Regions from separate parts of the Homo sapiens genome. Here regions 1 and 3 are each linked to region 2. The links are chromatin contacts, found by Hi-C or POLR2A ChIA-PET in ENCODE. All regions are on one chromosome and are shown on one strand. The core of a region is the stretch at or near the end of the contact, and the rest is flanking DNA. Distances in the headings are between cores, read along the strand shown.

Region 1 (2,700 bases), core at 194-2,693, 360 kb before region 2:
GATCGTGTCCGATTAACATCTGCAAAGCTGAGCTGAGCATATGTAAGCAAAGAAAAAGCAAAACAAACAAGAGTTCTCTTTTTCCGGACCTCGGAATTTCTTTCAAATAAACTCAGAACTGAAAATTGTACGTCCCCAGCTAGAATACGAGGTCTCGGCTGGCCTTGCTTGCGAAAATGCATTAACAAGCCAAAAGGGGCTAGTGACATCTGGGGTGTCTGGGCACACGGACACGGGCCTCAGAGGCAAAGAGCAAGACCGCACTGGGCGACTCGTACATTCTTCCCGCAGGCTGAGGAGGCGACCAAAATATCCCCACAGAGGCAATCGCCGGAGTGCGGGGACAATAGTGCACCCAGCACTCTCTTTTTTTGAGGGGCACCCTTAGACCCTTAACCCAACCCACATCTCTAAGAGACCTCCAGGAGGTGAAGGTGAGGGGTGGTCCACTTCACCCAAAAGAATGCGCCACGGCCGGGGACCGACTCAGCCTGGAGTAACCTTTTTGTAGCTGCTTTCTTGTTTTGGTTTCCCTTTTTAAGTCTGGCAGTTTAGTCTGATGCCCAAGCGGTACCTTTTAAATGTCTCTCTCGCCCTCTTCCAGCAAGTGGCGCCTCTAGAGCCACTCCCTCCCCCGAGGCTGAGACAATGGCCCGGCACCGCAGGGCGGCCCCTAAGGGTATGCAGTGCGTCCAGCTCTCCGGGCAGGGCGCACGTGCGTTTGTTATGGTGCCTGTGCCCCCTCCGCTGCCGCGGGCCTCAATTTGTCGATCCGTAAACCCAGACTCTGCAAGGCGCAATGCCCCCACGCCACCCCACCCCATACTGACGGTGCCGTGGAGAAATCCGTGTTCCCCGGGGCTGTGCGCACGTGGGTTTGTTGTGGATCCGCAGGCTCGCGGAGCCAGAGAGAAGCCAGGGTGGCCCTTTGGCCCTGACAAAAATGCACACACCCCCAACCAAAAGGCGGCCAGCCCCGGAGCCAAGGCAGCTGAGGCGGAGCTGGAGAGAGATTCCCTGCGCCCTACGCGCGCCGCGGGCCCCGCGCCTCCGCTATCCTCCCGCGCCCCTTTGCATCACACTCCTCCCGGGATAGCCCGGGCCGCGCCGCCGCCCACCGCACCCCCTACTCACTCGCTGCACTCTCGGCCGCGGAGGCTGCGGTTGCTCAGCACGCTCGGTGGCGGCCGCCCGCTCCGCGCCCACGCCGGTCGGTATCGGCTCCCTTTGTTAACGCCGGGCAGTGCCCCAGGCGTCTTCCCCAGCCCGGCCCTGCCCAGGACTCCCCTCCCCCAGGTGACTCCAGAAAACGCGCTCGGCAAGGGCAGGATCGCCCGGGAGCTGGGGACCCCACTAGGGAGTCTCGAAAGAGGGGTCCGCTGGGGAAGAACGGGGGACAGAAGACGCACAGTGGAAGGGACTGGAGAAGGAAGGAAGAAGAGCGCGGCGGAGGGGCGGGAAGGAAGCGAGTCGCCTCCGTATGCAAATAGAGTTGCGAAGACTGGGTCGGTCTCCGCCCCCACTCCACCTCTCGCCACCGGCCACACCGCGCCCCAAACCGGCCTGGAGGTCGCTAGCGAGCGGGCTTGGGGTTAAAGACTCTTGATGAAGGCACTGGGTGATGCTAGAATCCTGCCTGCTCTCAAGGAGGGTGGATCGAGGGCCGAGTGGGAGGGGCCACGCGGCTGCGCAAGGACCCCTAAATGCCTCTTCCCCGCTTGGCCGCGAGGGGTCAATCCAGCAGTGTCCGGCTTTTGGTCCTAACATGCGGGTGCTGTACACCCGGTCTCTGCTACCGGCTGACTGCGAGACCCTGAGGAAGTCGCTTAACCTCTCCGAAGACTCGTGTTGCTCTTATCTAGAATAGGAAAGAACAAAATCTTTCACTGCGTTTGGCATTAACCTCCTAACATTGAGGCATGACTCCTACTGGGCGCTCTCAAATGGCAAATACAGAAGGAGAGGAGCGTCCTCGAACCCCTGCACCCAGAGGCTTCCACCCCAAGCTGCAGGCTGAAAGACTGAAGCCTCAGCCTGGATGGTGAAGGGAGCGAGGTTCTTTCTTTTCACCCGGACGACGGTGGGGCTGCTGGGGAAGGAAAGAGGATTAACCAAGCTGCGTACTGACCATCCCCGATAGCCCCAAGGCGATTTCCCTAAGAAAGAAAAACTGCCCAACAGGAGGGCGGAAGGGGCCTTTAAGGCCTCCAGTCCAGCCTCCCATAGCCCAAAGAGAGGATGTGACTACCAGAGGCAATAGTCATATCCCAGTTGTCTACTGAGTGCACACTAGGCACCAGGCTGTGTGCTGGGTGGGAAAGGGGAAAGGAAGGAGATACTGGAAGGTTTGGGGGTCCTCTGGGAACACAAAGTCCAGTGCACACTTAAAGTGCCTGAAGCCCAGGCCCAGAGTTCTGTCTCCAAATGAGGTGCCTACCCCACATCACCAACCTTGGAAAGGGAAGTTACATCCGCACCCTGTCCCCAGCACCCTTCTTCCAAACACTGCTTCCTCCCTGTCCTGATCCTGGCTCCCTTCTGCTGATACTGTCATTCCCTTCCCTGCTGCCCCTGAGGCATTTTTGCTCAGTACAAAGAGCTCCAATTGAAGGGAGTGCCAGCCAGAGTGAATTCAAATCTTTATGACCAACTCGCTGTGCCTTCTTGGGTGAGTTCCACATCCTGTGAGCCTCCCTTTCC
Region 2 (2,700 bases), core at 67-2,566:
TGCTGGGATTATAGGCATGAGCCACCACGCCCGGCCTCCTATTTTTTTCATCCCTGGTCCCTAGACTTACACACTGAAATGCCAGTTTCATGAGAGCATGAATCTATATTGTTCTGTTCACAGCTGTATAAAAGAGCACCTTAGAACAGTGCCTGGCATGGAGTAGGTGCTGAAGTACTTTTGAGTCAAAGTTACTGGGATGGTGATCATTGTATGGCTGGCTTCTTACTCTTCAGGCCTCAGCTCAAATTTGGCACCACAAAGTGGCCTTCCCTGACCCCCCGCCCCAATTTTCATAGCATTTTTCACTATTTGAAATTATCTTATTTTATTCCTTAATATGTATTGTCTATTCTCCCTGTTATACACTCCAAGAAAGCAAGGACCTTGTCTGTTTTGTTCACTTCTGTCATTCTAGTGCGTACCACTGTGCCAGACACACAGTGGTACTCAACAAGTAACAGCAGGGTCACTGAGCTAATAAGTGGTGCAGCCTGGATCCTAACCCAGGTATGTGTAAATTTGAAGCCCCTGCTTTCAGGAAGATACCCAGTAGGGACAATGGCCACACAAAAGAGGAACTAAATTGCATTTTACGGTCTAATTTACCTTTGTATCTATCACACCTAGAGAGGCCATAAAGGAACTAAAAAAAGCAGGAAATGTCCAGAAATTCTGAAATGGAAGTTTAAAGGAAGGAGTGATGGCTTCTGCCCGGTAATCTGAAAAAGCTTCATGAAGGTGGAAACACGGCAGGAAAGCTAACAGAGTTAAGGAGCTGACACCGAGGGGCGGCAGGGAGTGCCAGTCTTGCTTCAGACGCCCTGGGCTTGAATCTTGGCTCCATCTCTTGTGTGACCTTAGGGTTGTGTTATTTTCACCTTTCTAGGCCCTAGTTTCTTCATCAGTAAAACGAATGTACTTAAAGGGCTCTTGACAAGACTTAGGAAATACACATAAAGTTGCTTTACACAGTGCTGAGACCATAGTAAGTGCTCTATAAATGCAAACTGCCATTAGTATTAGTAGCATTTCTGATGAAAGCGTGCTGATCTTACCAGCAGCTATTAGCTGACCACAGTTATGCGGAGCAACAGAAAGCTTCCTACCCCCCCGGGTTGAAAGGCGCGACACCAGAAAGCGGTGGGTCTGGCTCCAGGTGCCACTGTTGCGGACTCTCGACCCCAGCCTAGATTTTCTCAGACGCTTGAGCCGCAATCTGCCGCTCTAGCAACGGGGTCCGCCAGGTCTCGGTGGTGCGGGGCCTCGCGCTTGCGCAGTGGGCACGGCAGCGGCGCGCGGAGGAGGGTGAGGGGCGGGCCCAGCGAGCGGACGCCGGGCGCGGCGGCGCGCGGAGAAGTGCGGCGGAGCGGCGCCTGCATTAGCAGGTAACCGCGCACTGGGTGCGCCGGGGAGGGCGGTGTGGGTTAGTCAGGCTTCAGGCTTGGGTCGAGGAGGCTGCCTTCGCGCTTACCGCGTCTCGGGTCAGCTACCGACCCTGTCAGCGTGAGCGTCTGTGTTCCTGAAGTCCGGTCGCGACGCTGGGGCGGCCCACGCAGAGTCCCACCCCGGATCGCGTCCAAGGTGGCGGCGAAGCCCCAGGACAGCCGCCTTGGACCCACGCCGATCTCCCGACCTGAAAAACCTTAACCTCAGGGCACCGCCAGGGTCAGAGCCCCAGTTTATGTTTGTTTACGGATTGAGCCCTCTCGATTCTCGGAGTTAGAATGGAGGGCTCATCTCTGGGATCTGGCTGTTGACAGGGGCTCAGTACCTCACAGAGCAGCCTCTTTACATTTTGGAGAGAACCGAGGTCTTCCTCGCCTAACTTTTATCGTCTGGTTTTACTCAAAACGACTCCAGTCTCTCCACATTGGAAGACAGCTGCCTTTTGCCCTTCCACGCCCTTCTTTTGAGTTTACTCTCCCTGGTTCTTTCACCTGGCTTCCTGTCTAAGACTCTTTATTCTGGAAATTCTCTTCTGGATCCACTCCCGTTTTTAAGAGATTCTCCCAAAACTGGATTCCTAGAGTACATTTATAGTAATGCAGTTCTCAAGTCAGACCTGAATCCTAATCTAGAGCTGTGCCAGCTAAGTAGGTGTCCTTAGGGAAATCCCTTAACTTCGCTAAGCCTCATTTTTTTTTCATCGAAAATGTGTACAGTCTTAAGTACTGTATCTCCAGGTGGTTGTGAGGATGAAAGGAGGTGAAGTATGCAAAATCATGAGCATGATACCTGGTACATAGTAAGCACTCGATTGATGTCAGTTATTTTTCCGAACAGATGATTCTCGAGAGAGGCACAGTTGGCAGGCCGGGTGCGGTGGGTCACGCCTGTAATCCCAGCACTTTGGAAGGCCAAGGCAGGCGGATCACCTGAGGTCAGGGAGTTCAAGACCAGCCTGGCCAACATGGTGAAACCCTGTCTGTACTAAAAAAATACAAAAATTAGCCTGGCGTGGTGGCGGGAGCCTGTAATCCCAGCTACTTGAGAGGCTGAGGCAGGAGAATCGTTTGAACCTGGGAGGTGGAGGTTGCAATGAGCCGAGATCGAGCTATTGCACTCCAGCCTGGGCAACAGAGCGAGACTCCGTCTCAAAAAAAAAAAAAAGAGAGAAGCACAGTTTTCTTAGAATCAAATGCAAAATATAATAATAGCAATAAAATTTTCATCAGTCATATAATTGATTTTTTAAAT
Region 3 (2,700 bases), core at 110-2,609, 260 kb before region 2:
CCCAGTTATGACCGGACACCAGCGCACCGCCAAGGAGACAGCCACGTGGGGACATGCCGGGCTAGCAGGGTCAGAGCCACTTTGAGGACTAGTGACCTCGGTTCCCTGGCTTAACCAGGTCCTTATGGGTGAGAATCCTGAAGAGGGGGAGAGGGATGGAGGCGAGGGACAGTAGGCAGGAGGAGCTGATGAATAGGAAGGAGGAAGAAGATGAAATAAACAAGAAAGAAAGAAATTACGTTCAGAGCGCTGCTCACCTTTTCCATGTCTTCTGCACCTTCATAGCCTTCAAAGGTGTCCATGGAGCTAAACTCCCTGCTGGAGCAGCCTTGGGGAAAGAAAGGAAAGGATGGGGCCTCTCTGGGGTGGGAGGACAGCCCCTCTGCCCATGGCAGGGTGTAGCAGGCAGTGCCTGTTGCAGGCGGGGTCCTCCCCATCTCTAACTCCTGCTCTCCCAGGGCCTGCACTCCGCTGGGCTGTGAAGGGAGTCTGATTTTTTCAGGCTCTTTCCAGCGCTGAAATGCCTTAATTCACTGAGAAGAAGCGTCCACATGCTTTTCATGGCCCTACCTCCCTGTTCGTCCAAGAAAACAGTCGTCTTTTTTGCTTGCCTGTCTTCTAACCATGCCTCCGTCCCTTCTTCCTCCCCTGTCTATTTCCCACCCTCCTCCCCTTCTTGCCTCCTTTTCTTTCCCGTAATTAATGTCCATTTCCCATCTCCCTGGCAGCCTCTGCCAAGTGTCACTGCTCCCCATAAGGGAAAATAAGAGGAACAAGCAAGTGCATCCATCCCTGCCTCTCTCCGCAGTGAACTGATAAACCCATCAGTCTTGCCCGTGGTGCACCTGTTACATCCCCGGGAGGTGTTGGACACTGTGGGGAACAGCAGCCACCGCCAAATACTCAGCAACTGCCCTGTGCCTGGTGGGATGGTAGGCGTTTGTCAAAGTTTAAGCCTCACAACCCTGTAAGGGTCTCAGCCCCCTTTACAGTTGGGGAAACAGACAGCAATGGTCACTTGGCCAAGTCCTCTTGGCCTGTGGCAGGGCAGCTGGCTTCTCCAGCCCTGCTGCTCTTTACCCTCGCTCTGAGTGAGATGCGGTTTCTGCGCCACACGGCTCACAAGCCAGGGTAGGGAGCCGAGCATCTGCATAAAGCTCCCAGCACAGGGCAGCCCCAGACTGAGGCTCGGCTGAGTAATCCACGCGGCGGGAGCCGTGCTAGGAAAGTGTCTGCTCAGGCGAGAATTCAGGGAGGTTTGGGCAGGCCTTGAGGGGCGGACAGGACTGGAGAGGGAGGGCCTTCTGGGCAGAGGCATGGCGGGAGGGCTGTAGGCGGCAGTGGAGGGAGCTGCAGTTATCTGGGTGAGCAGGCAGCGGACAAGTGACGTCTCCCGGCCTGCTGCCCCAGGCCCCCCACAAGCCGCGTTCTGGGGCCGTGGCCTCCCCAGAGCAGATCAGTGGGGGCTGTGTGAGCAACACTGGGGGCAGCTGGGCAGCGCCTCCCTGGAGGCCCCTCTGAAATCCCGCCGGATGCTGGCAGGCTCCAAGGGGGCTGGACACCATCTTCTCAGGTTGAAGCAAGTCCTGGTTGAGTTCCTAGTCCAGGAGGTGGGATGGGTGAGGGGTGGAGGGCAGAGGAGAAACTGCGTCAGGGATGTGTCCGCCACCTTCATCCTCCAGACGGGACTTGGGAGCGGCTGCAGGAAACCCTGAGAGATTCCTCTTTAGGGAAGTCATCCAGCCCTGGGGTCCCCTTATGCCGGGAGCAGTGAGGACAGAAGAATGACCATCTATCTTGCTGAAAGCTCTGTGAGGGAGGAACGGAAGAACGGAGGGAGCTACGACCTTGACCATCCCCTGAGTGTCCATGGCCTCTGTGCTCCGGATGATGCCGGGGCTGCCAGGGACCACAGAGCCACCCACTGGGAGGCTGGGGGTTGGCCTGGCTCAGGGGCGTTCGTCAGCCATAGACACCCACAGCATGTGGTGGGCAGGGCTGGGAGGTGACACAGGAACTGAAAAACCTGAGAAGCTCCAGCCACTCCGCAGGGTAAGTGCCACCTGGGGTAAAATGATTAGCTGGTTCCAGCCCCTCCGCAGGGTAAGTGGCACCTGGGGTAAAATGACTGCCTGGAGCTGGCAGCTGCTTTCTCTGCTCTCCCCAGGGCCCTGCAGGGAAGCGTGGAAAGGCGGCACAGGGCTGGACCCAGAGGAGCTCTCAGATGCTGGACTGGACTGTTTCAGGGGTCATCTAGCCCATTCCCCGCCTCCAGGCGAGGATTTGCTTGAGCCTGGAAAGATGAAGGATCCTCCCAGTGCCGTCAAGCCCCGGATTCCACCTCCCTGTAGGTGGACTGCCAGCGCAGGCCCTGACAACGCAGAGAAAGACACAGGACCCAGCTGGGCCAGTGACAGCAGGAGCTCCTGGTGCCACAGGTGAGGGTGGGGACGCCTGGAGCACCATGGGGGTCCTGGTTTAGTCTACAGCAGGGTCTTAAAATAGGATGTAAGTGTTACATCTTGACACAGTGTACACATGCTGACACATATTAAAACAAATTTTACACAGCAGTATTATCCTGAGTATGAGTGACGCCTTTTAAGGAGTTTATATTCTATTAATTCCCTTTTTAAAATGCTGGTCCACATCCACTGAATTGATTTTATGACCTACTAATAATGTGTTATAACCCACAAT

The links. A loop is a pair of places that touch in the nucleus more often than their neighbours do. ChIA-PET counts read pairs that join two places held with the same protein, here RNA polymerase II (POLR2A). Pooled maps may share reads with other maps.
Region 1: a map of CD8-positive, alpha-beta T cell shows a loop between it and region 2 (10-fold over the local background). The contact joins the promoter of ST6GAL1 here to the promoter of TBCCD1 in region 2. A Hi-C loop is called at or near these places in 6 of 168 maps with a recorded cell type or tissue (B cell, CD4-positive, alpha-beta T cell, CD8-positive, alpha-beta T cell and 2 more), 8 of 37 single-sample maps with no recorded cell type and 17 of 50 pooled maps. POLR2A ChIA-PET finds 5 or more read pairs at or near these places in 1 of 52 experiments (activated CD4-positive, alpha-beta memory T cell).
Region 3: a map of PC-9 shows a loop between it and region 2 (4-fold over the local background). The contact joins the promoter of LINC02043 here to the promoter of TBCCD1 in region 2. A Hi-C loop is called at or near these places in 13 of 168 maps with a recorded cell type or tissue (B cell, CD8-positive, alpha-beta T cell, Caco-2 and 9 more) and 16 of 50 pooled maps. POLR2A ChIA-PET finds 5 or more read pairs at or near these places in 17 of 52 experiments (AG04450, CD4-positive, alpha-beta T cell, CD4-positive, alpha-beta memory T cell and 12 more).

Annotation. Positions count from the first base shown.
Region 1 is chr3:186,929,269-186,931,968 of GRCh38, reverse strand. ST6GAL1 (ST6 beta-galactoside alpha-2,6-sialyltransferase 1) reads right to left here and starts at 1,443. Exons shown (of 8, transcript NM_173216.2): 1 at 1,135-1,443. RefSeq lists silencers at 1,023-1,212, 1,453-1,532 and an enhancer at 1,220-1,828.
Region 2 is chr3:186,565,955-186,568,654 of GRCh38, reverse strand. TBCCD1 (TBCC domain containing 1) reads left to right here and starts at 1,316. Exons shown (of 8, transcript NM_018138.5): 1 at 1,316-1,388. RefSeq lists a silencer at 1,123-1,412.
Region 3 is chr3:186,824,180-186,826,879 of GRCh38, reverse strand. It overlaps LINC02043 (long intergenic non-protein coding RNA 2043), which reads left to right and starts at 1,359. Exons shown (of 4, transcript NR_125409.1): 1 at 1,359-1,573; 2 at 2,168-2,438. It also overlaps the pseudogene MCF2L2P1.